7 separate regions of the Homo sapiens genome follow, and all the other regions are linked to region 5. The links are chromatin loops, found by intact Hi-C in ENCODE. Cell type or tissue: PC-3. All regions are shown on one strand.

The links. Hi-C counts contacts between places; a loop is a spot of excess contacts. Peaks named below come from ENCODE experiments on the same cell type or tissue, not always from the same donor. Only the 100,000 strongest peaks of a DNase experiment are listed, where the experiment ranks them.
Region 1: a loop joins it to region 5, with 11 times the contacts of the local background. A loop is called at or near these places in 8 of 110 quality-filtered maps.
Region 2: a loop joins it to region 5, with 8 times the contacts of the local background. A loop is called at or near these places in 7 of 110 quality-filtered maps.
Region 3: a loop joins it to region 5, with 5 times the contacts of the local background. A loop is called at or near these places in 9 of 110 quality-filtered maps.
Region 4: it touches region 5 in a loop (5-fold over the local background); 6 of 110 quality-filtered maps call a loop at or near these places.
Region 6: it touches region 5 in a loop (4-fold over the local background); 14 of 110 quality-filtered maps call a loop at or near these places.
Region 7: it touches region 5 in a loop (5-fold over the local background); 8 of 110 quality-filtered maps call a loop at or near these places.

Annotation. Positions count from the first base shown.
Region 1 is chr1:8,312,094-8,316,093 of GRCh38, reverse strand. No RefSeq gene overlaps it. Among named protein-coding and RNA genes, the nearest start is that of SLC45A1, 4.0 kb to the left of the region's middle. RefSeq lists silencers at 1,580-1,629, 1,670-1,719. In PC-3, CTCF peaks have their summits at 96 (motif pointing right) and 1,605 (motif pointing right); a DNase peak (open chromatin) is centred at 1,623; H3K27ac peaks cover 1,615 bases.
Region 2 is chr1:8,180,155-8,184,154 of GRCh38, reverse strand. No RefSeq gene overlaps it. Among named protein-coding and RNA genes, the nearest start is that of LINC01714, 27 kb to the left of the region's middle. In PC-3, no CTCF peak of the experiment used is centred here; a DNase peak (open chromatin) is centred at 1,714; H3K27ac peaks cover 3,243 bases.
Region 3 is chr1:8,192,347-8,196,346 of GRCh38, reverse strand. It overlaps the pseudogene EIF2S3P1. Among named protein-coding and RNA genes, the nearest start is that of LINC01714, 14 kb to the left of the region's middle. In PC-3, no CTCF peak of the experiment used is centred here; a DNase peak (open chromatin) is centred at 1,656; H3K4me3 peaks cover 320 bases; H3K27ac peaks cover 3,976 bases.
Region 4 is chr1:8,202,267-8,206,266 of GRCh38, reverse strand. No RefSeq gene overlaps it. Among named protein-coding and RNA genes, the nearest start is that of LINC01714, 4.4 kb to the left of the region's middle. In PC-3, no CTCF peak of the experiment used is centred here; DNase peaks (open chromatin) are centred at 1,716 and 3,526; H3K27ac peaks cover 4,000 bases.
Region 5 is chr1:8,095,944-8,099,943 of GRCh38, reverse strand. All of the region lies in intron 2 of ERRFI1-DT (ERRFI1 divergent transcript), which reads right to left. Among named protein-coding and RNA genes, the nearest start is that of ERRFI1-DT, 71 kb to the right of the region's middle. RefSeq lists enhancers at 2,649-2,698, 2,064-3,263. In PC-3, no CTCF peak of the experiment used is centred here; DNase peaks (open chromatin) are centred at 2,373 and 3,173; H3K4me3 peaks cover 1,220 bases; H3K27ac peaks cover 3,454 bases.
Region 6 is chr1:8,045,766-8,049,765 of GRCh38, reverse strand. The region is part of intron 2 of ERRFI1-DT (ERRFI1 divergent transcript); the gene reads right to left. Among named protein-coding and RNA genes, the nearest start is that of ERRFI1-DT, 21 kb to the right of the region's middle. RefSeq lists an enhancer at 2,780-3,979. In PC-3, no CTCF peak of the experiment used is centred here; DNase peaks (open chromatin) are centred at 1,835 and 2,425; H3K4me3 peaks cover 949 bases; H3K27ac peaks cover 3,473 bases.
Region 7 is chr1:8,172,622-8,176,621 of GRCh38, reverse strand. No RefSeq gene overlaps it. Among named protein-coding and RNA genes, the nearest start is that of LINC01714, 34 kb to the left of the region's middle. RefSeq lists an enhancer at 3,036-3,566. In PC-3, no CTCF peak of the experiment used is centred here; no DNase peak of the experiment used is centred here; H3K27ac peaks cover 2,539 bases.

The sequences.
Region 1 (4,000 bases), 220 kb before region 5:
GCACATGGGAGCTAATTGCAGGTGAACTGTGGACCTCGCACTGCCAGGGAGAGGCGCAGGGCAGAGGGCCCCAGAGGACACCATGGGAATTTCAACAGATCCTGCCCAGGCTGAAGAGAAGGAGCCACTGGAGGGGGCTGGTTCTGGCTTCTTTTATCTCTATAACAGGGTAACAGCTTGAAAAAAATACCGATGTCCTTTTCTATTTTGCATGCAAGTGGCCTGCCATCAACTGATGAGCTTCAGCACCTCAGGGACTTAATGCAATAGAAGCTTACTTCCACATGAGGTTGGCAGAAGTGTGCCTGATGGGTGGGGACCTCTGTGAAGCCATTCAGGGATCCCGGTTGCCTCCATCTTGCTCTGCCCTGGTGCACTGAGGGAGGAGCCCAGGTGGTGCCTGCCCACGGGGCCAGGTGTGCAGGAGGCCCACGTTCCACTCGAATCCCATTGGCTAGGACCCTGCCACACAGCCACACCGGCCACACCCAACCCACAACAGGGCTGAGAGATGGGGCCCCTGTCCCCAGGAGAGGAGGAGATGGGGGTGGGGAGTTGCTGGCTTCAACTGCTTCTGTAACTTTTAGCTGCTTGCAGAGGGGAGAGAAGATGGGGAATGCTGAGAAAACTTAAAGATCATCTCGAGGTTCTGATGTTCACAACGGGATTTTGCAACAAGAGAAGAGGTTTGAAATCTAAGCATTGTTGAGAAAGAAAGGGATTTTGAAAATTCCTTTGACCTTTTTTAAACTTCCAAAGTGAGAACCTTCTAAGGCTAGAGCTTTTGCTTTTTAGCCCCTCCAAGTTCAGGGCAGAGAGCAGTGTTTCTCCCTGGGGGCAGACAAGATTTCTCCTGTCTCGACAATAGGTCTAGACTGGGGGCCAGAGTGGAAGGGGCTGACAGAACATGCAGGAAAGACAAGAGACGCTCGCCCTTCCGGTCCTGGGTGTGGGGGAAGGATGGCAGAGGGAGGAGGGAGAGTGAGGGGGAGGAAGGTGCTTGGGGTGCATCCCAGCTCCTTTCTCCCTGCGCCTCAGCCCTGTCGTGGCAGAGTTTGCTCTGGGCAGAGCCCCCGTACACCAACACAGCGGCCGCAGCCCGGCTGGGGGATCAGAACAGTGGGGGCTCTAATTTGCCCTGTGAGGCTCTTGTGGCTCCCATTCAGTGCCTGGATGCAGAGCTGAAGCTGCAATGGCCCCGTGGGGCTGGGACATGACGTGGGGTGGGGGGACCCTCAGCCTCACTGTGGGAAGGACAGTTGGGCCAGGTGGCTGGGTGGGGGGACTTTGGCAGAGAGACCTGGAGGGGTCTACGGGGCCAGCCAGGGCCCCAGGGAAGCAGGAGCCACACCAACTCCACGCCAGGATCTAAGGAAAACAGGGGACTGCTGCAGCCCTGCCACGTACACGGGGACCGGCAGGCAGCCAGGAGGACACAGGAGCCCCATCCACTGCCCCAGCCCAGAAAGGAACAGAGGATGGAGACAGGACATGCACAGTGTGAGCCTAGAGAGACCCAGTCGGACCCAGAATAATAGGCTCCAACAGTGCAGAGGAGAGCTGGTGTGAGGCGGTGGAAGCCTGCTCACCTGCCATCCCTGGGTGTCCACAAGGTGGTGGAAGAGTCCCACCTTTCCCGGGAGGCAGCAGGAAAACCTCGGAGCAGGAGGTGGGGAAAGGGAGAAGCTTTTCCTGACCTTGTAAAGATTCTTGGTTCTAAGGCTGGATTTTTCTTTCTACTTTGTGAACACACTTTTTCTGCAAAGCATGAAGCCAAGTGAATTTTTATGAATAACGTTATTTGTGATAACAGATCTCGTGCTAGTCACTGTGTTAAGGTGTTTCCGTATTTTAACCTCATGTAGTCATCATAGCTTCAGGAATGGGCATTATCTCCACCATTTCTTTTCTATCCAGAAGCCTGAGACTTGGATGGAGTGGGGTCATGACACAGGCAAGGTTGGAGCGGGAGAGCCTCCCAGGCCTTGTGGTCATTCCTCCATTCGTGCAGCGATTATTTATACAGCATCTACCGTCCTCTGGTGCGGGCGGGAGGTGGGATTCAGAGATGGCATCCGAATCCCCTTGGTCATGTTCTCAGTCCTCAGCCTCCTCAAGGGACTGTGCCGTCCCATTGTCTCTACCACCCCTGCCCATCCCATTCCCTGACTTACAACGTGGACAGCTTGTGGCTCCCAATTCAGATCTGAGCAGTGACAGACATGGGTGTGCGTGTGTACCTGTGTGTACAAAGTGTGTGCTGTGCAAACATAGAGAAAGGTGCATTCTCGGCCGGGCATGGTGGCTCACACCTGGAATCCCAGCACTTGGGGAGACTGAGTCAGACAGATGGCTCAAGCCTAGGAGTTCAAGACCAGCCTGGGCAACACAGTGAAAGCCTTTCTCTGCTAAAAATACAAAGAATTAGCCAGGCGTGGTGGCGTGCACCTGTAGGTAGTTCCAGCTACTTAGGGGGCTGAGGTGGGAAGATCACCTGAGCCGGGGAAGTCGAAGCTGCAGTGAGCTGAGACTGTGCCACTGCACTCCAGCCTGGGCAAGAGATCTTGTGAAAAAAAAAAAACAAAAAAACACGAAGTGCATTCTCTTATGTTATCTGGAGTTAATGAATTATTAGCGACCTGCAGTCAATATTGCTTCCCTCTCTTCAGATAGCCTCTGTGGCTCTGACATGATCTAGACTCATACACACACACAAGCATGCACACATATGTGCACACATGCTCTCAGATATGTGCACATACATGCACACATGTGCACACACACACACTCTCATACTCTCAGATATGTGCACACACACACACACACGCTATTCCTATTGCCACGCCTCCTCCTGATGGGAGCCCAGCAGCCACCCTGAAACTCTGAGTTAGAATCCAGACATTTTGTGTCCATATGAAGAAAGTCACAAAATTACAGTCCTGTAATGACAACACATTGCAAACTCCAGAGGACAGGGCCATCCAATTCTTTTTTGGCACCTCCTGCAACACCTGGCAGAGGCCGAGCACTGACACCCACATGCTTATTTACTGTACGTGGAGTAGGATCGGTTGAAGTTGCGCGATTTACCCGGGCACACACGGGCACACTGTGGGATAAAACAGATTGTCCTGGGCTGCCCTGGGCATGCCGGTGAAACTCCATTGAACCATTTCTGCAGGAAAATGAATTCTGATTTCCAAACGTATGTCCTTCTCATAACGTACTTGTGGAAGCAAACCCTGGACTTTAGGTCTTCTGGAAGAACTGGGGCAAGGGGGAATTAGAACCTACAGGGTCATGGTTGCCCTCTGAGCTGAGCCAGAGCATGAACCCAGGGTCTAGACGTTGGGCAATGCTGGAGCCAAAGGGTGTTGGGCCGCCGAGGTTCTAGAACTAAGGTGGTAGAATCCAGGCATGGTTGGCACCCAGGCAGCTGCAGCCTCCCTGTTCGTGGGCTGGGTAAAGCCTCATTGGGTCACACAGTTGCCAAATAAAATACAAATACCCAGTTAAATTTGAATTTCAGATAAACAGAGAGTAATTTTTATGCTCAGCATGTTCCAGGCAACATTTGGCATTCTGTATTCTGATTTGCTCCACTTGGCAACCTTATCGGGACAGCTCCAGGAACCAGGCAGAGGCAGCCACTAGAGAAGCCCAAGGTCCTCTGAGGCTCAGCCTGCTGCCCCATGCCTGAGAGCCCCCCCTCTGCTTCTATTTACAGTTCACCTGTGAGAACAGTCAACACCCAACATCCATAGAGAAGTCCCAGCCAACATCTGCTTGGGTCTGGAAAGAAGCAACTGCCAGACAATATGTGGCCGGGATCTTTAAAGTTCGAGTGGCTTTTGTGTTTTATCTGTTTGTTCAATTTATTAAAATTCTGAATCGACTAACCAGAACTTTCTAAACACTTAACTACTCATTATGCAACTAATAAAAGCATGAACATTTCAAATTATTTTAATCTTTGATCTTAACATCATGGATTATTAAA
Region 2 (4,000 bases), 84 kb before region 5:
CATCAATACAGTCGACTGCCGAGACAGCCGCACCCTCAGGCCCAGAGAATCGGGCCTGGTAGTGCCCTCCGAGCTCTGTCATATCATGGCCTTCATAGAAAATGCAGTGTTTGGCTGGGCGTGATGGCTCACACCTGTAATCCTAGCACTTTGGGAGGCTGAGGCAGGTAGATCACCTGAGGTCAGGAGCTTGAGACCAGCCTGGACAACATGGCAAAACCCCATCTCTACTAAAAATACAAAAAATTAGCCAGGCATGGTGGTGGACACCTGTAATCCCCGCTACTTGGGAGGCTGAGGCAGGAGAATCACTTGAACCTGGGAGATGGAGGTTGCAGTGAGCCAAGATTGTACATTGCACTCCAGCCTGGGAGACAAGAGGGAAACTCTGTCTCAAAAAAAAAAAAAAGAAAAGAAAAGAAAATGCAATGTTTTGGGGGAGACACTCCTCTGGGGTAAGCAGATGAGGATGCTCACAGCCAGGTACCTGGGATCAGCACCTTTTTCATCCATTTGAAGCCCATATACCCTGCATGCTGGCTGAGAAGCCCTAGACTGAGATAGGTACTTTATATATACCAACTCCTTTCATCCTTACAACTACCCTACAATGAAGGCACCCTATATTCTCTCTTCATGATGGAGGACATTGAGGCACAGAGAAGTGAAGCAGTTTGCCCAAGATCACACAGCCAGAAAGGGTCAGTCATCTCTAGCCCAAGGTTCTGGGTACCTACCTCCCCACCATTAGCCTCTCTAATAAACCATTCCAGATTATCCCATGGTTTCCAACTTAGCCAAACCATACCATGCACTTATTTATTTATTTATTTGAGACGAAGTCTTGCTCTTGTCCCCCAAGCTGGAGTGCAATGGCACGATCTCGGCTCACTGCAACCTCTGCCTCCCAGGTTCAAGCGATTCTCCTGTCTCAGCCTCACGAGTAGCTGGGATTACAGGCGCCTGCCACCATGCCCGGCTAATTTTTGTATTTTTAGTAGAGACGGGGTTTCACCATGTTGGACAGGCTGGTCTCGAACTCCTGACCTCAGGTGATCCGCCCACCTCGGCCTCCCAAAGTACTGGGATTACAGGCGTGAGCCACTGAGCCCGGCCTTATACCATGCATTTAAAAACTCAAGTTCATGGCCTGGTTTCCCACATTGCGTATGCATTTTCACACTTCCTCTATCTAATCTTTCCTTTTTAGATTCCAAACTGCTAGAGAGCATGAACGAAACAAAATGCTGAGCGCAGAGTAAAATACCTTTGGCCAAATGACCAGTCACATCAAACCTGTTTGCCTCTATTCCCGTAGGCTCTCAGAATGTTTGAAGATGTTAAAAATGGGGGGAAAGCAGCGAGACCCTGTTTTATCAGCATATGATTGGTCCAAAAAGAAAAGAGGATACTGCTAAGTTTCTCATCTATACAGGATGCAGACATTGAATGCTTTCGCTTTCTTGTGCTTTTTTTTTACTCTCATATATTGGGAACGCCTTATTCTTTCTGGCCCTGTTTCATATCTGTGTTTCGATCTCTGTGAATTCTCAAGAATGCAGTGCTACTACATGAGTCACACTTGAACAACCCTAAAACAAATAAGTAAACAAAAAGCTTCAGAAAGCTCACACACTTGTTATTACCTGAAATTGATGTGGTTATAGACTGACATCCTACCAACCAACGCAGAATAGGCTGATGAAAAGAAGCATTCGTTGTTTGCAGAAGTTTCGCCAGCCAGAACACAACACAAAACTTTCTCTGGGTTGCAGTGAATCACCTAAGTCAGGAAACAAAGTGATTTTAACGAGTAATAGTCACAATGCCTTATCTTACTTGTAATATTTACAAAATGTTCTTGACATCACCAAGGCCGCAGCCCTAGAAAGAGGAGGGAGAGCGGACATGGGCACATTCATTCAGTCCCTGCTATGTGCCACGTGCTTCCATTCACATGGTAAAAAAATCTCAGGCCGGTGTGATTATTCTCAATTTCAAGATGGAGACACAGAGTCACTGAGATAAGGAATTTACTCCAAATCACGCAGCTAGAGAATGGGGCACTGGAGTCCATGCTTTCACTCCACCAGGCTGCCTCTTGGAGTTACCCAAGAAAAGCTTTGAGAAATCATGAGAATTCACTAATTTCCCAAAGATTTCATTTTACCCCTATACTTAGCCAGAAAATAACATTTTCTCAAGATCCAAAACTGTTAATTCTGTTGAAGAAGAGTCAAGGCAACCAACATATCTGAATTGCCACACTACGTGCTTTGATTCCTGGAAAAGATACATGATCTTGACGCTCATACTTTCCAGTATCCCCTACAGTGAGATGTTGGAAACTTACGTATCACAGTATTCATCGTCCCCCAAAATATAAATGGGTCAAACTCATTGAGTTAAAAAGCAGACATTATCATCCTTGGATAAACCCTGTTAGGGAGCCATCTAAAGCAAAAGGACATGGAAAAGTTGAAAGCAAAAGGTGGGGAAAAGACACCAAAAATATATTAAACAAAAGAGAACTGGCATAACTACATCAGTATGACACACACACAAGGACTCTAAGACAGAAAAGGTTCCTATATGAAAATGAAATTTTCGTGTCACCAAGAAGACATAATAATTCTAAATGTATATGCACCTAATAAAAATGTCTCACACCATATACATAAAAAAGTAATAGAGGTCGGGCACGGTGGCTCACACCTGTAATACTAGCACTTTGGGAGGCTGAGGCTGGCAGATCACCTGAGGTCAGGAGTTCGAGACCAGCCTGGCCAACATGGTGAAACCCCACCTCTACTAAAAATGCAAAAATTAGCCAAGTGTGGTGGTGCATGCCTGTAATCCCAGCTACCTGGGAGGCTGAGGCAGGAGAATTGCTGGAAGGTTCCAGCTGGCAAACTTTCACCTCACCAGGAGGTGGAGGCTGCGGTGAGCCGAGATCGTGCCACTGCACTCCAGCCTGGGCAACAGAGTGAGAATCTGTCTTAAAAAAAAAAAAAAAAAGTAATAGAAATGGACAAATCCACCAATTTTTTTTCTCAATAATCAGTAGGTCAAGCAGCAAAAAAGAATCAATAAATAGGCCGGGCACAGTGGCTCATGCCTGTAATCCCAGCACTTCGGGAGGCTGAGGCGGGTGGATCACCAGAGGTCAGGAGTTCAAGACCAGCCTGGCCAATAAGGTGAAACCCCATCTCTACTAAAAATACAAAAAAATTAGCCGAGTATAGTGGCAGGCACCTGTAATCCTGGCTACTCAGAAGGCTTAGATCATGCCATTGCACTCCAGCCTGGATGACAAGAGCAAGACTCCATCTCAAAAAAAAAAAAAAAGAATAAATAAATATATTTGAAAAATTTGATTAACTACTTTGATGTAATGAACATATGTAAAACTCTAAAAGCAATCATTAGAGAATATCCATTCTTCTTTTTTTTTTTTTTTGAGATGGAGTTTCGCTCTGTCGCCCAGGCTGGAGTGCCGTGGCACAATCTCGGCTCACTGCAACCTCCGCCTCCCGTGTTCCAGTGATTCTCCTGCCTCAGCCTTCCGAGTAGCTAGGATTACACATGCCCGCCACCATGCCTGGCTAATTTTTGTATTTTTAGTAGAGACGGGGTTTCACCATGTTAGCCAGGATGGTCTCGATCTCCTGACCTCGTGATCTGCCTGTCTCGGCCTCCCAAAGTCCTGGGATTATAATCATGAGCCACTGTGCCCGGCCCATTCTTCTTAAGGACACATGGAATGGTTACAAAAATTAATCAGATCTGAGGTCATAAAGCACATCTCAACAAATTTCAAAAAATTAGTATCACATCCATCACATTTTTTAAACAAAATGTGATTAAGTAGAAGTCAATAGCAAAAAAGATAAATTATGAAGTTCTTGTGTATTGAAATTTAAAAACAGAATTCTAAATCATGGCTCAAATCATACAAATCTAGAAATACTCAGAACAATAATTTTTAAAATATTATTTA
Region 3 (4,000 bases), 96 kb before region 5:
TCCTAGCCAACCCTATTTTGCCCAGGTCCCTCACCATTCCTGCAGGCTCCCAGAAACCTCTAGAAACTGGAATTCCTGCAGTGGCCTCCTGCGCGGGCAATGTGACCCCCCCATCCACGGTCCTTAGATTCGTGGACATTTACAGCCAGTCTGATTTTCCTGTGACACGCTGCTCTCCTGCTACTTAAGAATATATTCCCATTCATCGTTCTCTCCTTTCTGATTCTTTCTCACAAGTCTTTTTCTTTATTTTATTTATTTGCTTATTTTTTATTTTTTATTTTATTTTATTTTTTTTGAGACAGAGTCTCTCTCTGTCACTCAGGCTGGAGTGCAGTGGCGTTATCTCTGCTCACTGCAACTTCCGCCTCCTGGATTCAAGCAATTCTCCTGCCTCAGCCTCAAGAATAGCTGGGACTATAGGAGCACGCCACCACGCCCGGCTAATTTTTGTATTTTTAGTAGAGACCAACATTTCACCATGTTGGTCAGGCTGGCCTCAAACTCCTGATCTCGTGATCCACCCATCTCGGCCTCCCAAAGTGCTAGGATTACACGCGTGAGCCACCGCGCCCGGCCTATTTATTTGTTTATTTATTTATTTATTGAAATGGAGTCTCGCTCTGGAGTGCAGTGGTGAGATCTTGACTCACTGCAACCTCCATCTCTCAGGTTCAAGTGATTCTCCTGCCTTAGCCTCCCAAGTAGCTGGGATTATAGGTGTGTGCCACCATGCCCAGCTAATTTTTGTATTTTTAGTAGAGATGGGGTTTCACCATGTTGGCCAGCCTGGTCTTGAACTTTTGACCTCGGTGATCCACCCGCCTTGGCCTCCCAATGTGCTGGGATTACAGGCGTGAGCCACCGCACCCAGCTTTGATTTTTGTATTTTTAGTAGAGACGGGGTTTCACCATATTGGCCAGGCTGGTCTCGAACTCCTGACCTCTAGTGATCTGCCCGCCTCACCCTATCAAAGTGCTGGGATTACAAGCAGAGCCACTGAGCTCAAGTCCCTTTCTTCTCTTCTAGCTGTATCAAAGTCCTTGGAGGCAGGCACGAATCCTGTCCTGGGTCCCTCTGGATCCCCCATGGTGCCTTACACATGGTTGGATACAGATATGTAGCAGCAGGAGTTCAATTGATACCTAATCGATTCACTGGTTTTTCCTGATTTCTGAGTAATTCAGTTATACCAAAAGAAATCCTCATGCTTACCTTATGTTGACATTAGATGGGAATAAAAGGACAGGATTGGGACCCTAAGCTATTTAGGGTTCCTCCTCGGACGTGCCCTGAGGGCAGAGGCAACAGCCTTTATGTTCACCCAGGAAGCTCTCTGAACCCGAGGTACTCAAGGCTCATTCTGGGTGGTCCTGTATTTTAATGTTTCCCAAAGAAAGGGTTCTAAAAAGGATGACATTGCTTTTGGAATATACATTTATTTCTGCAAATGTTCCAAAACTCCAGCCTGGTTTAAAGCATACTCCCTTGTTGTATTCCTACTTCCCAGCCCAAGACACGCATTTTTGATATCATAGCAAACAGTGATAGATTCTATTTCTAGTTGCTTTAAAAACAAGTCTCATGGCCGAGTCACTGTTCAAACAAGGAAGGGCGGGGTGAATAAGCTTCCTTATGTCATCTTGAGTAAGGTCATCGTCGCTAAATGTCTCACAGCCCCCAATCCCATATATTTAATTCCCTCTCTTGATATTTCATCATTTAAGCCCCTGAAGGAGAGAATGATGTAACGCCCAACACACGCCAGAGTCGCCTTTTGGAGAAGCAGCACCAAGCATGGGCAGAATGCTGTAGCCAAGTTTGCTTAGGCAAATATTCAGGTATCTGTTGTCGTTCGAGTTTCCATCTGAGATGCAGGTTCCTAAACAGGTTTCATGGAGGTTTGGATCTCTCTCTTCCATCTATTTGAAGTTTTGAACTTAAAAGCACTCTTCGAGCCCACACAAGATGTACGTGCTAGAGCCTCTCTGTCATCAGGGGATAGGTACCAAAGCATTTATATCCTCCCAGAACCACAATAATATTATCCAGGACCACTCACTGTCAGCAGACTTTAAAAAACTATAATGTAAACTTCCTGTTGTGATTTTAACCAGTTTCCTCTTGTCTGATTCTCAGGGGAGATGGTAAACAGTTCATCTGAGCTTTCTGAACAATGGTTTAGCCTCTCTATAGGAACGTAACATGGCCGACCCTTCTATAGGCCATCTGCGTTGAGTTGTTTGTCCAGGTGCAATGCATTTTTCTTGTTAATTCACAAGTTCTTCTCTGGTCCCTTTCGAAATCAGGACATCTACTGGCAACTCACGGATCCAGGGGAGAGAAAAGTGTCTTGGTCCTAGAGGGGTGTTCAAACTATGATTTATGATCAGCTTTGCCTTTCCCATCAATCACTGTGCAAACTTGGGAATGTGAGCAAGGAGGGAAGTATATCACTACAGACAGCTTTCCAGTACGGTGAGATTTTTGAGTTATAAAATATAAACTAAGAACAGTGACATCATGTTACATACCATAAATAGTCAACATTAACTTTATTTTTCAGTTTATTTATTTATTTATTTATTTATTTTATTTATTTTTTCAAGACAGGTCTCACTCTGTCACCCAGGCTGGAGTGCAGTGGCACGATCTCAGCTCACTGCAACCTCCACCTCCCAGGTTCAAGTGATTCTCCTGCCTCAGCCTTCTGAGCAGCTGGGACCACAGGCACACACAACCACGCCTGGCTAATTTTTGTATTTTTAGTAGAGATGGAGTTTCACCATGTTGGCCAGGATGGTCTCAAACTCCTGACCTCAGGCGATCCGCCCACCTCAGCCTCCCAAAGTGTTGCGATTACAGGGGTGAGCCACCTTGCCCAGGCTCCAGATTTTTTTTTTTTTTTAATAAGAAGAAAAACTTTATTTCAAACAGGCTCACTGGTGTTTATGCTACAGCAAAGGCTGGTTGTAACAGGCAGTTTCATTACAAACTTGCACTGATTGACAAATGTGAAACTATTTAGCAATGATCGATTTCTGCTCAAGTGTAGATTAAATCTACCAGTATGTCAACTTTGACATTTATTATGGACCTTACTATTTACTAGTAGAGGTTAATTTTTTTTTTTTTTTTGACAGTCTTACTCTGTTGCCCAAGCTGGAGTGCAATGGCACGATCTCAGCTCATTGCAACCTCTGCCTCCCAGGTTCAAGTGATTCTCCTGCCTCAGCCTCCCTAATAGCTGGGATTACAGGCGCCTCCATGCCTGGCTAAGTTTTGTAGTTTTAATAAAGATGGGGTTTCACCATGTTGGTCAGGCTGGTCTCGAACTCCTGACCTCAGGTGATCCACTTGCTTTGGCCTCCCAAAGTGCTGGGATTACAGGCGTGAGCCACCACACCCAGCAGAGGTTAAATTTTTATCACAAAATATGAGAATAACCTAACAGTTTCTACTAAAGTAATGAGCTGTGAAATTTATTCCCCATTATTGCTTTGAAAATATACCCCTAGGTTGATAAGAAAAATTCTGACGTCAACCCAATATATTATTTAACTGACCATCAGCTTGATGGTCAGTCCTCTTCTAGCTGACTTGAACCAATGAAACGCCCGTGTTTCTCAACCCTTTGGCTAAAAGCAATATTTTCTTCTACTTCTGTGTACACAGAATTAGTGAGAACTATTTTACCCACATCAGCCTTGACTGCACTAACTCTTTCTTCTGTGGATAGAGATCCTATGTTCCGTGTGAGCACTTAGTTCTCAGACAGCTGCTGCCTTTTTGTCTCTCCTTTTTTTTATTTTTCTTTTTTTGAGACAGAGTCTTGCTCTTGTCGCCTAGACTGGAGTGCAGGGGCACGATCTCGGCTCACTGCCTCCGCCTCCCGGGTTCAAACGATTCTCCTGCCTCAGCCTCCCGAGTAGCTGGGATTACAGGCGCCCGCCACCCAAGCCCGGCTAATTTTTGTATTTTTAGTAGAGACGGGGGTTT
Region 4 (4,000 bases), 110 kb before region 5:
AGTAGCCAGGCATGGTGGTGGGTGCCTGTAATCCCAGCTACTCAGGAGGCTGAGGCAGGAGAATCGGCTTGAACCGAATCTGGGTTGCAGTGAGCCCAGATCGCGACACGACAGAGTGAGACTCCATCTAAAAAAAAAAAAAGAATTGATCGGTAGTTTTAAAATTGGGAATATAAACTTAGTAAACACACAGGACCGGAAATGATGTTTAGTTGTGAGATTTCAACATCATGATGCATATTTTCCATATTTAAGACGTCTTATTTGTGTCTTTGGAAAAGGATTCTGATGAAATTGAGGATGTCAACATTTCCCTCTGTTGCCCTCCAATCGGATGAACGATCCTTCATGGTAAGGGTGTGACAGAGGCTGCTTTGTCTCGTTTCATACCAGGACCCAATGCTCTGAGACGACTCACTGGGCCCCACTGGGCAGAACTGTCTTTTAGGGTAGAGAAGAGTTGGGATTTCAGAAATTCTGTTTCAGAATGTCAGCTGGGTGTGGTGGCTCACGCCTGTAATGCCAGCACTTTGGGAGGCTGAGGCTGGCCGATAGCCTGAGCTCAGGAGTTCGCGACCAACCTGGGCAACACAGTAAAATGCACCCCCATCACTACTAAAATACAAAAAAAATTAGCTGGGTTTGGCGGTGTGCACCTGTAATCCCAGCTACTTGGGAGGGCGAGGCAGGAGAATCACTTGAACCCCAGAGGCAGAGGTTGCAGTGAGCTGAGATCACGCCAATACACTCCAGCCTGGGCGACAGGAGTGAGAGTCTGTCTCAAAAAAAAAAAAGTCTGGGCACAGTGGTTCACGTCTGTAATCCCAGCACTTTGGGAGGCCGAGGTGGGTGGATCACGAGGTCAGGAGATTGAGACCATCCTGGCTAACACGGTGAAACCCCGTCTCTACTAAAAATACACAAAATTAGCCGGGCGTGGTGGCGGGCGCCTGTAATCCCAGCTACTCGAAAGGCTGAGGCAGGAGAATCGCTTGAACCCCGGAGGTGGAGGTCGCAGTGAGCTGAGATCACACCACTGCACTCCCGCCTTGGTGGTAGAGTGAGACTCCATGTCAAAAAAAAAAAAAAAAAAAGAAATTAGCCATGAAGATATTTCCTCTTTTAATCTGAGTGTTTGGCCAGAGGTCCAAGATACCTTGACAGGAAGACAGAAGACAGAAGCTTCGACTTCAGCCCTCAGGAATTTTCTCTAATTGTACAGTAGGTGCAGGAATCTGGGGGCAAATATTTGTTGGAGAGCAAGAAGCCACTTTCTTCTCATCAAAGATGTGATTGGAAAAGATCCCAGGGTTTGCTTGTTGAGAAGGAGCTAGCCAATTCTGGGATCAAAACTTCTTCCACTTTTCCCATATTCACACATTGTGGAAAAATAACTAAACCTTTGTGTCTATTGGTTTTCCCAAGTGCAAGATCATAAAAATTATTTTAACCCATTTTATAGAACCGTTGCAAGGAAAACATCACCATGAGAACCACGTGAGAAGCTCTTTACTCTTAGCTGAAAGTTTCACCAATCCTTAAGATTGCCAGGCCCCAGGGGAAGCTGTTGTGTAAAGTTTCAGCCTCCAGGCCAATCACCTGAATAGGATCTACTATCAGAGCATTCGTAAATGTCATATTTGGGGGCTCTTGTGAAATAAAAGCGAGAGGAAACCAGACCAGTGTGTCTTCATGCCAGAGCCAGAACTTTCTATAGGGTGGGGCTGAATGAGGAAGCCAAATACTTCTGTCCCCTTCCTTGGCTCACATCAGAAAGTATTTTTATTTGGTTACATACACATTTTCTTTCTTCCCTTGGTCATGAATCAGAACATTTTATAGCTAAGAGGAGTTTTAGGGATATTCTAGTTGCTTCTCATTTTACAGACAGAGCAGGTCCTGGAGCCTAGTGGTACCCTTGTTTCCTGACTCAGACGCTGGTTCAAAGAGTCGCTGAGGCCAGGCCTGGTGGCTCATGCCTGTAATCCCAGCACTTTGGGAGGCCGAGGTGGGCGGATCACCTGAGGTCAGGAGTTCGAGACCAGCCTGGTCAATATGGCGAAACCCCGTCTCTACTAAAAATACAAAAATTAGCCAAGTGTTGTAGCGCATGCCTGTAATCCCAGCTACTCAGGAGACTGAGACAGGAGAATGGCTTGAACCTGGGAGGCAGAGGTTGCAGTGAGCCGAGATCACACCACTGCACTGTAGCCTGGGCAAGAGTGAGACCCTGTCTCAAAAAACTAAACAAAACAAAACAAAGAACAAAGAGTCACTGAGCTCAACCGAAGGGCAGTCCTGAACCTCTCTGATAGTCCTTGCACACGGTACCCTCCACAGGGCATGGTGGTACAGAAGAGCTTTCCTCCTTGCACTTTGTTGAACTGTCTCTTTTTGCAGGAGGCACCTGGCTCGCCCAGGTTCAGCCCCAGGGACTGAATGCCAACAGGCTGAGCTCAGGAAGGGACCTTCAGTCTGTGGCAAAGGTGGGAAGACAACCATGATTGATAGAGTCCAGCCGCGCGCACAGCGATTTCACATTATCGCATCGCCATCTTCACGGCAATCTTTGGAAGGAGGCATCTTCTTCCCATCCTCAACCAAGGCAAATGCAGCTGAGAAGCGTGAGCAGCTCCCCAGATGTATCCAGGCTTCAAGGCCAGATTCTGAGGGTCTAGGTCCTGCCCCTCCCCTGAGGTGGTATCAGAGAAACTGCAGTCCTGGGCAGGTGACCAAGGCAAGAACTCAGCCCAGGGAGAAATCTGGGACAGATTCCTGAAACTGGAGGAGAAGTCGGAGACTCACTTGAATGAACTAAGCAAAAAGCCAACTCGTAGACCTGGGGTGCAAGGGGGTGCGGAGCTAACTGCATGCTGAGCCCAGGAGTGGCGGGCCCCAAACTCCCTGGTTCCACCTGCGCCTGCGGCGGGACGGGATGTGTGCCAGGCACCCCCAGGCTTCCTTTCAGAGAGTTCAAGCCTAGCCTCTGTTACTCGTTGACTGATGTTCCCTGTCTAAAAGCCTTCTTGACTTCTAACCCCACATTTTGGGCTGAGTCAGCTGCCTTCTAAACTCCTTTTAGCACAGAACAGCTGGTCACTGTGCCCGGTCAGCTGATGAGAGGATCAACTTCACTGGTGGTCAAGGTAGGAGCAAGGCCACTAGGCCACCTGGGGCTGAGTCCTGCCTCCCTAGAATACCAGCCCTGTGACCTGGGCGGGTTACTAAACTTCTTTGTGCCTCAGTTTCCTCATCTGTAAGACGAGGGTAATAATAGGCAATAATAGTTCCTGTCTCATAGGGTTGTTTGTAGGTTAAATGTGTTAGTTCACGTAAAAGTACCTAAAACAGTGTCTGGCACAGAGGACACGCTCAAGAATGGCTATTTACCTTTCATCTCCGCACACACCTGTCAAAGCACAGGGCAGAGCACCCTTGACAGGACCTCACCAGGACCTTATGCAGGCAGGGGACACGCTGTCTTCTGAGTCAGGTCTTTCCATTTTTGGATGGCTCTGACTAAGAGAATTCCTCCTGTGTTCCGCCAAAATCCACCTCCCACTCATTGGTCCCAGCTCTGCCAGAAGGCAAATGTCAAAAAAATAATCTTGAAAGAGAAGACATAGAATGTAAATAATAACGATAGAATCGGGTTGAGGAATGGCAGCCACCCCTGCAGCAGCTCCTCTGACGGCTCTCAGCCCAGTGCCGAGCCCAGGCTGCAAAGACCTTTGAGTTCCATTTGAAAAATACCAAGCTCTTACTTCTCTGCTTCCTTTAGAAATGCATAAAACAGCTTCTCTCACCGTTCTTTTCATACATGCTGCCAGACTGGTATGAGATTGGGGGAAAAGTCACTCCGCTTGTGCAAAGGTGACCTCGCCTGGCTCACTACGTGCCATCCAGCCTGTAATCACTGCGCATGGAGGCGGGGTGGGGGGTGCTGGCCAGGCGCACATCCCGCCTCCTGTCTACAGAGCCTTTCTGACGTCACATGTAA
Region 5 (4,000 bases):
TTTAATAGGCCGGGCGTGGTGGCTCATGCCTGTAATCCCAGCACTTTGGGAAGCCGAGGCGGGGGATCACTTGAGGCCATGAGTTTGAGACCAGCATGGGCAACATGGCAAAACCCCGTCTCTACTAAAAATACAAAAATTAGCCAGGCATGGTAGCAGGCACCTGTAATTCCAGCTACCTGGGAGGCTGAGGCAGGAGAATCGCTTGAACCCAGGAGGCAGAGGTTGCAGTGAGCTGAGATCATGCCACTGCACTCCAGCCTGGGTGACAGAGTGAGAATCTGTCTCAAAATAATAATAGTAACTAATAATAATTTCCTTAATAGATATAAGGCTACTAAGATTTTCTATTTCTTCTCAAATCAGTTTTAGTAATTTTTATCTTTCAAAGAAATTTTCTATTTCCTTTAAATTTTGAAATTTATTGGCATCAATTTATTCAAAATATCCCCTTATAATCTGTTTATGTCTGTAGGATCTATGGTGATGGCCTTTCATTCCTGATTTTGGTAATTTGTGTTTTTCCTCTTTTTTTTTTTCTTGATCAGTCTGGCTAGGGGGTATAACTTTTATTAATCTTTTCAAAGTACTAGCTATTGATTTTACTGATTTTTCTCTATTGTTTTATCATCTTCTCTTTCATTAGTTTTCACTCTTATCTTTATTTATGCTTATATTTGGTTTAATTTGCTCTTCTTTTTTTAGTCTCTTAAGGTAGGAGATTAGATCATTAATTTTAGACCTTTCTTTTTTTCCAATATATGTATTTAATGCTGCTATAAACTTTCCTCTAAGCACCACTTTAGCTGCATGTCACAAATTTAGATAAATTGTGTTTTCATTTTCATTCAGTTCAAATATTTTCTAATTTCCATTGTAATTTCTTCTTTGACTCATGAATTATTTAGAAATGTGTTGCTGGGCCGGGTGCAGTGGCTCATGCCTGTAATCCTAGCACTTTAGGAGGCTGAGGCTGGTGGATCACAAGGTCAGGAGTTCGAGACCAGCCTGGCCAATATGGTGAAACCCTGTCTGTACTAAAAATACCAAAAAAATTAGCCAGGCATGGTGGCACATGCCTGTAATCCCAGCTACTCTGGAGGCCGAGGCAGGAGAATTGCTTCAACCCAGGAGGTGGAGGTTTCAGTGAGCCAAGACCATGCCACTGCACTCCGGCCTGGGTGACAGAGAGAGACTCCATCTCAAAAAAAAAAAAAAAAAAAAGAAAAGAAAAGAACTGTGTTGCTTATTTTCCTAATTTGGGGGGATTTTTCAGAGATTTTTCTGTCCTTTGTTGTTGTTGTTTATTTGCTTAATTGTAGCTAAGTTCCAGATAGCAGGGAATTAGCAATAGTGACTGCAGTCCCTTGGCCAAAAGTTTCTCAGACACTTAAACTATTTACTTAGGTAACACATTTTTTTCATGGCTACTGCAAAGGTACATTTCAGACATATGTTTTGAATTAATTAAATCTCAAGATTAATGTTGAAATTTAATATTTAGTATTTTTACATTATATTAATGATTTTTAAGAACCATTGATTTTAAGTTAAACACTTGGGTTCTTGTGCTTTTTTAAATTTGCAGATTTCAGTTCTCATATTTAGATCATTAACTTTGAAACTAAAAATAAGATCTGAGTGGGTAAGCACAGAGGATTTTTAAGACGGTGAAACTATTCTGTATGATACTATAATGGTAGATAAGTGTTTTTATCCATTTGTCAAAATCCATAGAATGTACAACACCAAGAGTGAACTCTAATGTAAACTGTGGACTTCGGGTGATACTGATGTGCCAATGCGAGTTAATCAATTGCAGCAAATTTATCACTACGGTACAGCACACTGGCAGTGGGGAGTCTGTGCCTGCGTGGGCAGGGAGTATATGGGAACTCTCCATTCAATTTTGCTGTGAACCTAAAACTGCTCTAAAAAACAAAGCCTATTTTAAGAAGCAATAAGATCTCAGGCCTTTCAGAATGCCAGATTAATGTTTAAATGTTAAAAATGAAATACTCATTGCTGCTACTAAAATTACCTTAGTTTCTCTAATCCTCTAAGTTTTCAAGTGTGCCTTTTAAAAAAAACCCTTAAGCTTTAATAAGCTTTACCAGATGACAGTAAAATTACTTAGATTAAGCCTCCATGATTTTAGAAATGAAGCATTTTGAGGACTCAATCCAGTTCCTGGGAGATGAGTCAGCTAGTTAATTAATATGATCTTAAGGAAAAATGACCCGTCTTACTTCTCACTGACTGCATACCCTGCTGAGACTATATTAAGATTAGCATTACGAGTGCTGCACAGCTGCCTCTCCTATGAGTTCAACAGGAGCTTGGTAAATAATATCAGAACTGAGTCATTTATGGTTGAATGACACAGAATGAAAAATAAGTGCCTTTCAGGCAGTTCCTGTTGCCTAATATGGACTGAGAAGTAGACACTTTAACTAAAGAGCCCCACCTGTGCCCCAAATGAACCTTTCCCTATAAGGATGTTGATCTAATTTCCTGATCAAAAAAGGAATCCAAAAACGCTGTCAATGATCTGTCTGGGCCTGAACGAGGGCCTATTTTCTCTTCTCAAAGGCCTCGTGCATGGAAGTCTACCGAATTTCTTCCTTGAATAGTTGAGGGTGTTTTGTTGTAAAGATTTCCAGTTAAAGTGGCTCTTTCATCCTAGGGAGAGATCAGAATATCCAGCAGTCCTGCAGGTGGCTAGAGTTTATTGCATTGGGAAGCAGAAACAAGATAACTAAAAACAGAGAATCTGTATTTAAAACTTAGAAAACAGGACTGGTATTTTTATAAGATTTTTTTTTCATTACAACTATCCATTCTTCTGTGAATTAAAAGCCCAGGACACTGATGGCTCGTGGAATTGATGTCACTAGTCCCTAGGCCTTCTTACCTGATAGTAACAGTAAAATGGATATATAACATCGTTTTTCTTCATGGAGCAGAAAAAACTGAGGTTAAATGAAAGCTTTCAGGCGACTGAATTAAACTTGAAAAGCTATAAGGAAAGGGAGCCCTTTTCTAAGGAAGTGACAACAAATTCATAAACTGAATGACTCATAAACTGCTTTCAAATTGCAAAACTGATTATGAATCACTGAAGAAAAACGTAGTCTCACAAAATCTGGTTGTTTAGGAATCAAAAAAGGTAGCCTCTGCTGTTCATTGGCATATTGTCATTCACCATCCTGAAATAACCTTATGGTGAGTGATACTAAAATAGGTCAGTTTGTTAGAAATATTTGCTTAAAAGCCAGATTTGGCTCTAAATTTCTTTTGAATGAATCATAAGAATCTGGATGATAAAAAGAATTACGCTTAGAGAAATGTGCTAGAAACAGGCATTGGTTAAAGATATGGACGTTTCTTTTAGTAGAAACCTGTGTATTTCTGAATCCTTGAAAGAAGGATTGTGGTTGAATAACAATCTGATAAAGGATGAAGTGACCTTCACCATCCGGCCTGCCGATAAAGAGCGGGGAGATGTTCCAAAGTAATCCCACAAGGAGATTCATGATCTAAAAACCATTACCAATAGGTGGTATCTGTATTTCTCTGTTTAAGACTGGAAACTAACGGGTAACTCAAGAATGCTTCCAAGAAACGGTGGAGAATGTCCACTCAAAGATTTTAATCATTAACTTCAGAGCGACTCTAGGCTAACGCCCAGGTCCAGGAATAAGGGACAGAGGCCAATAGTAACACAGATTTTATATTTTTCAACTGGAAAGCTTGGAGATAGTACAGGTAGATACAAATAATATTGGAGTGTTGGAAATTTTCTTCATGTTCATGTAAGGATAGTTTTACTATCAGTTCTTAGGAAATTGGAATATAAATAAACAATAACAATTTATCTAGACCATGTAAACATTATGGATTTTTCAATTTGCCCTGAAAATCTCAGATTTGCTTGATAGATTTCATGTGGTAGCCTCATTAGACCCCAAAGTGGGAGTGGTGTATAAGAAGGGATTCT
Region 6 (4,000 bases), 50 kb after region 5:
TGGAGAAATAGGAACACTTTTACACTGTTGGTGGGACTGTAAACTAGTTCAACCACTGTGGAAGACAGTGTGGCGATACCTCAAGGATCTAGAACTGGAAATACCATTTGACCCAGCCATCCCATTACTGGGTATATACTCAAAGGATTATAAATCATGCTGCTATAAAGATACATGCACACGTATGTTTATTGTGGCACTATTCACAATAGCAAAGACTTGGAACCAACCCAAATGTCCATCAATGATAGACTCAATTAAGAAAATGTGGCACATATACACCATGGAATACTATGCAGCCATAAAAAAGGATGAGTTCATGTCCTTTGTAGGGACATGGATGAAGCTGGAAAACATCATTCTGAGCAAACTATCACAAGGACAGAAAACCAAACGCCGCATGTTCCCACTCATAGGTGGGAACTGAACAATGAGAACACTTGGACACAGGGTGGGGAACATCACACACCGGGGCCTGTCATGGGGTGGGGGAAGGGGGGAGGGATAGCATTAGGAGATATACCTAATGTAAATGACGAGTTAATGGGTGCAGCACACCAACATGGCACACGTATACATAGGTAACAAACCTGCACATTGTGCACATGTACCCTAGAACTTAAAGTATAATAAAAACAAACAAACAAAAAAAATCAAACAAACAAAAAAGAATTGGCAGGCATAGCTTGAGAAAAGTAAAGAATAGGACAATAGATTTCAAGTGTACATGCCCCTCTAATAAAAAGTTAACAAATTCTAGAACAGAATCTGATCATATGTGTTGAGCAAGACTACAGTGAAAACAAAACATGAACAAAAATTACCTTGAAGCAGTTAAAACTTACAAACTATTAAACAATATCTAGGCTGGGATAAAATTCAGACCAGTGAATTCACAGTGGAAAAGATAACTATAATACCTCCATTTAGATACTGCTGTATTTTTTTAATTTTTAATTTTTGTGGGTACATAGTAGGTATATATATTTATGGGGTACATGAAAAATTTTGGTACAGGCCTACAGTGTGTAATAATCACATCAGGGTAAATGAGGTATTCATCACCTCAAGCGTTTATCCTTTGTGTTACAAACAATCCAATTATACTCTTTTAGTTATTATTTTTTCTTTTTTGCAGGGAGGGGTTGAGAAGTCTGAAGGTAATGGCATGGGAGGGGGTCTTTAGTTATTTTAAACTGTAGAATTAAATTATTATTGACTGTAGTCACCCTGTTGTGCTATCAAGTACTAGATCTTATTTATCCTTTCTAATTATTTTTGTGCCCATAGATAATGCTGCCTTAAACTTAAAATTATGTCCATTAGGTTCTTGGGTGTGAGAAAAGTACGACTGGGAAATCCGTCATCCCACTGGTAGTGGAGGCTGAGTCTCTGGATTGGTCAGGCTAAGTGTATCCTTGCCAAAGCTCAGGCCCCTTCCTGGTGGAGCAGGGCTTGGCTATTCCATAGCAGCTGTTGCTCTCCTTACGGGAACTTTACATAAGTTCTTTTTTTCTTTTCTTTCTTTTCTTTTTTCCCAAAGTCCCTTTGAGAAATCTCATTGCATCTAAAATTCAGGTCCAAATTTTTATTTCAGCAGCCTCATCAAATTAAAAACTGTGTAAAATCCATTTTTAACAAACGATGGTCCTCGGACTCAAATGAGTTTAAGTGGGTGTTTGGCAGTGTCAGGGATTTCCTGTCTCCTCTGTCTGATGAAATCTCTAGTTATAATATTGTTATGTCACCAAGATTCATTGCTTGCCAAACCTCATCTTAGACATTTATGTGGGTTTTCCCAAATACCCTTCAGCAACTTAAATCCTAGATGTTATTGCCAGCTACCAGGGAAATTAAATAGGGGATACAGGAAATATAAAGTGACTAACAGTTAGCAATTGCACAACTCTTTCTCATGGGCATTTTCCATGGCTGGGAAACAAACTTGAGGGGACAGTGGAACACAGAAAATATTCACAGACATCCTGAAGTTCAGCGTCTACAGACATATGGAGAAATTTCTGGTTCTGTTCCTGGAAGGGCTGAATGTTTTAGTCGTAACTTCTGTGCCTGGGGCTTGTTCAGTTGTATCTAAGTAGTCATGATTAAACACAATTGGAATTGTGTTTTACCAAAGGTCGATGTTTAAAAGTTTTGCAGGTATACAATCACCTTTCTCTCATTAAAAATAATGAATTCATAATCATTTGAAATTAAGAACTATCAAAAGAAACAATTTACACCTTCCTAGTCAAGCGTAACATTCCACAGACATTTGAGATTGTCTGATACCTTCATGAAAAACAGAAAACCTAGGTCATAAATGCTAATTTGTTGTCTACATACAGAATGGAAATAATGTTAAGAGATTACCAAGGGTGGACGTTACTCAGCAATGTGACAAAACTGCTGGAGATGAGAAAGCCTGGGAAGGTTGTGTAATTCTTAGGGAAGTAAAGGACATGAACAATGTCAGCTGTCTGGGACCATATGCTCAAGTACATGAAAACAAAACCACTGAAGGTCAGAAAACCTAACATGAAAACAGAATGCGAACCTGTTGGAAATGGACTGAAACAATCCATTCCACAAAATGGAAAACAGAATATTTTGTCCAGGAGCCCTTACTTCTGGAATCTCCTCTATTTTTATAATAGGAATCAACACCCTTACTGAAAACTTCAATTTTATAATAGGCTTATTTAGTCTTAGATTTTTCTGTGGGTTGAATTTAATCATTAATTTCAATATTAGTATATGAATGTACTCAACACAGGGAAGTCTTAAAAGTTGACAAGATCGATCTCTTTCTCTCTCTCTCTGTGTATGTATCTGCAAAAATGACAAAACTTTTTTTTGTTTGTTTTTTGTTTTTTGTTTCTTGTTTGAGACAGTCTCTGTGTCACCCAGGCTGCAGTGCAATGGCGCGATCTCGGCTCACTGCAACCTTCATCTCCTGGGTTCAAGCAATTCTTTTGCTCAGCCTCCCGAGTAGCTGGGACTACGTGAGTGCGCCACCATACTGCTAATTTTTGTATTTTTAGTAGAAACGGGGTTTCACCATGTTGGCCAGGATAGTCTCAACTCCTGGCCTCAAGTGATCCGCCCACCTCGGCCGCCCAAAGTGCTGGCATTACAGGCATGCGCCACCACGCCCGGCCTAAAACTTTTAAAAAGAGAACTTGTTATTTGTGCAAAATATGCTTATCTAAAATCTGTGACTTATATCCTAGAATAACAAAGCATTTACCTATTTGCCAGAAATTTCGCTAGACAAGAAAACAGTTTGCTCTGTCATCTATTTTTGTAAAGGTTTTTCCTCATTTTAAACTATTTATATTAAGGCATGTAATCGCAAAATAAGTAGCATCTGCTTCTTCTGTCCCCATTCATCCTGCAACTAACCAAAACAAGGGGAAAAACTCAGAATCTATGAAGTCCTGCTTCTGTGAAATGTTCTTTGTAGCCAATAACTCCATCTCAAAACCTAACAAACCATTGAACTCCATATTAGTCCACCCTCCAGAATACACATTAGAGCCAGATGGAAAATCACTGGCTAAATTAAAACACACTAATTGGGCATCAGATTTCTTCTGAAAATGACAAGGTATCGTGTGGGTGTCGGATGTATGACTAAGAGGAAATTCATTCTTTCTGTACAAATAAATCATTCAGATTCACTTTACTAAACTTTCTTTTTTTTTTTTTTTTTGAGACAGAGTTTCGCTCTTATTGCCCAGGCTGGAGTGCAATGGCGCGATCTCAGCTCACCGCAACCTCCGCCTCCCGGGTTCTAGCGATTCTCCTGCCTCAGCCTCCCAAGTAGCTGGGATTATAGGCATGTGCCACTACTCCCAGCTAATTTTCTGTTTTTAGTAGAGACGGAGTTTCTCCATCTTGGTCAGGCTGGTCTTGAACTCCCGACCTCAGGTGATCCGCCTGCCTCGGCCTCCCAAAGTGCTGAGATTACAGGCGTGAGCCACTGCGCCTGGCCTCA
Region 7 (4,000 bases), 77 kb before region 5:
TGGTGAAAAACAACAAAAACTAGACACAAAACAGTAAATATTGTGTGATTCCATTTATATGAAATTCTAAAACAGGCAAAACGAATTTATGGAGACAGAAAGCAGAATGGTGGTTGCCTCTGGCAGAGGAGAGGGTGTTGATTGACAGGGATACAGAGGACTTTCTGGGGTGATGGAAATTTTTTTTTTTGACAGGGTCTTGCTTTGTCACCTAGGCTGGAGTGAGTGCAGAGGCATGGTCACGGCTCACTGCAGTCTCCATCTCCCAGGCTCAAGTGAACCTTCCACTTCAGCCTTCTTGGTAGCTGGGGCCACAGGTGTGCACCACCAGGCCTGGCTAATTTTTTTTTTTAATTTTTAGTAGAGATGAAGTTTCACTGTGTTGCCCAGCCTGTCTTGAACTCCTGGGCTCAAGTGATCCTTTCACCTTGGCTCCCCAAAGTGCTGGGATTACAGGTGTGAGCCACTGCACCCAGCCTGAAATGATATATATATATTTTTGAGACAGAGTCTTGCTCTGTCACCCAGGCTGCAGTGCAATGGTGCCATCTTGGCTCACTGCAACCTCTGCCTCCTGGGTTCAAGCGATTCTCCTGCCTCAGCCTCCTGAGTAGTTGGGACTACAGGTGGGTGCCACCACATCCAGCTAATTTTTGTAATTTTTAGTAAAGACAGGGTTTTACTATGTTGGCCAGGCTGGTCTCGAACTCCTGACCTCGTGGTCTGCCTGCCTGGGAAAAGTGCTGGGATTACAGGTGCGAGCCACCGCGCCCCGCTGATACATATTTTCAATGGAGTAGTGGTTCCATAGGTGTAAACATTTTTCCAAACTCATCAAACTATATGCTTAAAATCTATGCATTTTTTTGTATCTAAATGATACTTAATAAAAAACAGCATTTGGAAAGAAATTATGTAACATAATAAAATGATAACACAAAGGTTTTTTATAACATGATAACACAAAGGTTTTTCGTTTGTTTGGGTTGTTCTGAGGTAAGGTCTTGCTCTATTGTCCAGGCTGAAGTGCAGTGGCCCCACCATGCCTCGACCTCCTGGGCTCAGGTGATCCTCCCACCTCAGCCTCCTGAGTTAGCTGGGACTACAGGCACACGCCACCACACTCAGACAAGTTTTTTGTATTTTTTTCTAGAGACAGGGTCACTCTATGTTACCCAGGCTGGTCTCAAACTCCTGGGCTCAAGAGATCCATCTGCCTCAGCCTCCCAAAGTCCTGGGATTATAGGTGGGAGCCACAAAACCCAGGCTTTAAATTTTTTTTTTTTTTTTTGAGACAGAGTCTCGCTGTATCGCCCAGGCTGGAGTGTGGTGGCATGATCTTGGCTCACTGCAACCTCCACCTTCTGGGTTCAAGCAATTCTCCTGCCTCAGCCTCCCAAGTAGCTGGGATTACAGGTGCATGACACCACACCCGACTAATTTTTGTATTTTTAGCAGAGAAGGTGATCTGCCTGCCTCAGCCTCCCAAAGTGCTGGGGTTACAGGCATGAGCCACTGCACCCAGTCCTCCCATATTTTTTTTCTTTGAGCCAGGGTCCTCACTCTGTCGCCCACACTGGAGTGCAGTGATGCAATCTCGGCTCACTGCAGCCTCGCCCTGCTGGGCTCAAATGATCCTCCCACGTCAGCATCCTGAGTACCTGGGACTACAGGCATAGGAACAGGGTGTTACCATCTTGCCCTTAGAGGGGAAGTAGATAGGGAGAAGGAGGGGTCCCATAGGTAGATAAAGTTATTAGTGATGTTCTAGCTATTGGTTTGCTTGCTGGGTTTAAGGATTTATTATTATTATACTTTTATTAACAGATGTTAGTTAATTATTAACATATATGTTACATTCAATATTTTGTAAATATCAGAAGATATATTTTTAAAAACTTGGAAAGCAAGTGGTCACCTAAGGACAAGGAAAATTTAGATTCGTGCAAGAAGTGATACTTGAAAGAGAGAGAAGATTTTTACAGACAAACTGGCAGCAGACATCCCAGATAGAACACCACCCCTGGTGTTGGCAAGCACACAGAGGCTCGGCAGGGCGAGGCCCTTGGGAAGCACTTGCTGTTAGCCTCCCTGACGTCATTCTTGTTTCTGGCATTGAGGCCTAATGTTGCCAACAAGATTAACTTTGTTGAGCACATGGATCAGGCAAAATACTGCTTTTTGGCATCTCTCAGAGAGCCAAGTATTGGTATAGTTTGTACAGTAGTTGGTTGCTACATGTATGCTACTCTGACTGAATTCTTTTTTTTTTTTTTTTGAGATGGAGTCTCGCTCTGTCACCCAGGCTGGAGTGTAGTGGCACGATCTTGGCTCATGGCAACCCTGCCTCCCAGGTTCTAGCGATTTTCCTGCCTCACCCTCCCAAGTAGCTGGGATTACAGGCTTGCAGCACCGTGCCTGGCTAATTTTTATATTTTTAGTAGAGACAGGGTTTCACCATGTTGGCCAGGCTGGTCTTGAACTCCTGGACTCAAGTGATCTGCTTGCCTCAGCCTCCCAAAGTTCTGGGATTACAGGCATGAGCCACCATGCCCGGCCACTCTGACTGAATTGTATGATTGGTTAAGCAGAATATCTAAAAATCAGATCTGTTTTTTTTTCCTCTGGTTGTACTTGAACTAAATTTATATGCCAAGTTTATGGGGTTGAATTTTCAGTTATGTTTGTTAATATGAGTATGTGCACGTATGTGTGCAGGATGAGGACATTTGCATGGAACTGGCTCAAAAAATACTACCAGTTTTGATAAGCGTGTGGAATTAGTGAATGTTGTGATTTGCAACAAAATATTTAAGAACAGTAGAGTCCTAAAATCCAGCACAGCCGGGCACGGTGGCTCACGCCTGTAATCCCAGCAATTTGGGAGGCTGAGGTGGGCGGATCACTTGAGGTCAGGAGTTCGAGACCAGCCTGGCCAACATGGTGAAACCCTGTCTCTATTAAAAACACAAAAATTGGCCGGGCGCGGTGGCTCACGCCTGTAATTCCAGCACCTTGGGAGGCTGAGGCCGGCGGATCACGAGGTCAGGAGATGGAGACCATCCTGGCTAACATGGTGAAACCCCGTCTGCACTGAAAATACAAAAAATTAGCCAGGCGTGGTGGCAGGCGCCCGTAGTCCCAGCTACTCAGGAGGCTGAGGAAGGAGAATGGTGTGAACCTGGGAGGCGGAGCTTGCAGTGAGCCGAGATTGTGCCACTGCACTCCAGCCTGGGTGACAGAGTGAGGCTCCGTCTCAAAAAAAAAAAAAAAAAATTAGCTGGGCGTGGTGCCATGTGCCTGCAATCTGAGCTGCTCGGGAGGCTGAGGCAGGAGAATCGCCTGAACCTGGAAGGCGGAGGTTGCAGGGAGCTGAGATCACGCCATTGCACTCCAGCCTGGGCAACAGACCGAGACTCCATCTCAAAAAAAAAAAAGATTCACTACAATTAGGATTTGCAGTTGGTTGGTTAACTAAAAATTTTGGTTAAAGTAAGCAATCATAAAAACTAAAAGGCTGGTCAGGCCCAGTGGCTCATGCCTGTAATCCTAGCACTATGGGAGGCCAAGGTGGGCAGATTGCCTAAGCTCAGGAGTTTGAAACCAGCCTGGGCAATATGGGAACACCCCATCTCTACAAAAAAACACACAAAAATTGGCTGGGCGTGGTGGTTGCATGCCTGTAGTTCCAGCTACTTTTGGGGGCTGATTCAGGAGAATCTCTTGAGCCCAGGAGGTGGAGGTTGCAGTGATCTGAGATTGTGCCACTGCACTACTGCCTGAGTGACAAAGTGAGACCTGTCTCAAAAAAAAAAAAAAAAAAAAAAAGTAAAAAAAGTGGTGGTGCTCGCCTGTAATCCCAGCATTTAGGAAGGCTGAGGTGGGAGGATCACTTGAGCCCAGGAGTTCAAGGCTGCAGTGAGCTGTGATTGGGCCATTGTGCTCCAGCCTGAGCAACAGAGCTCAACCCTGTCTCAAAATAAATAAATAAATAATAAAT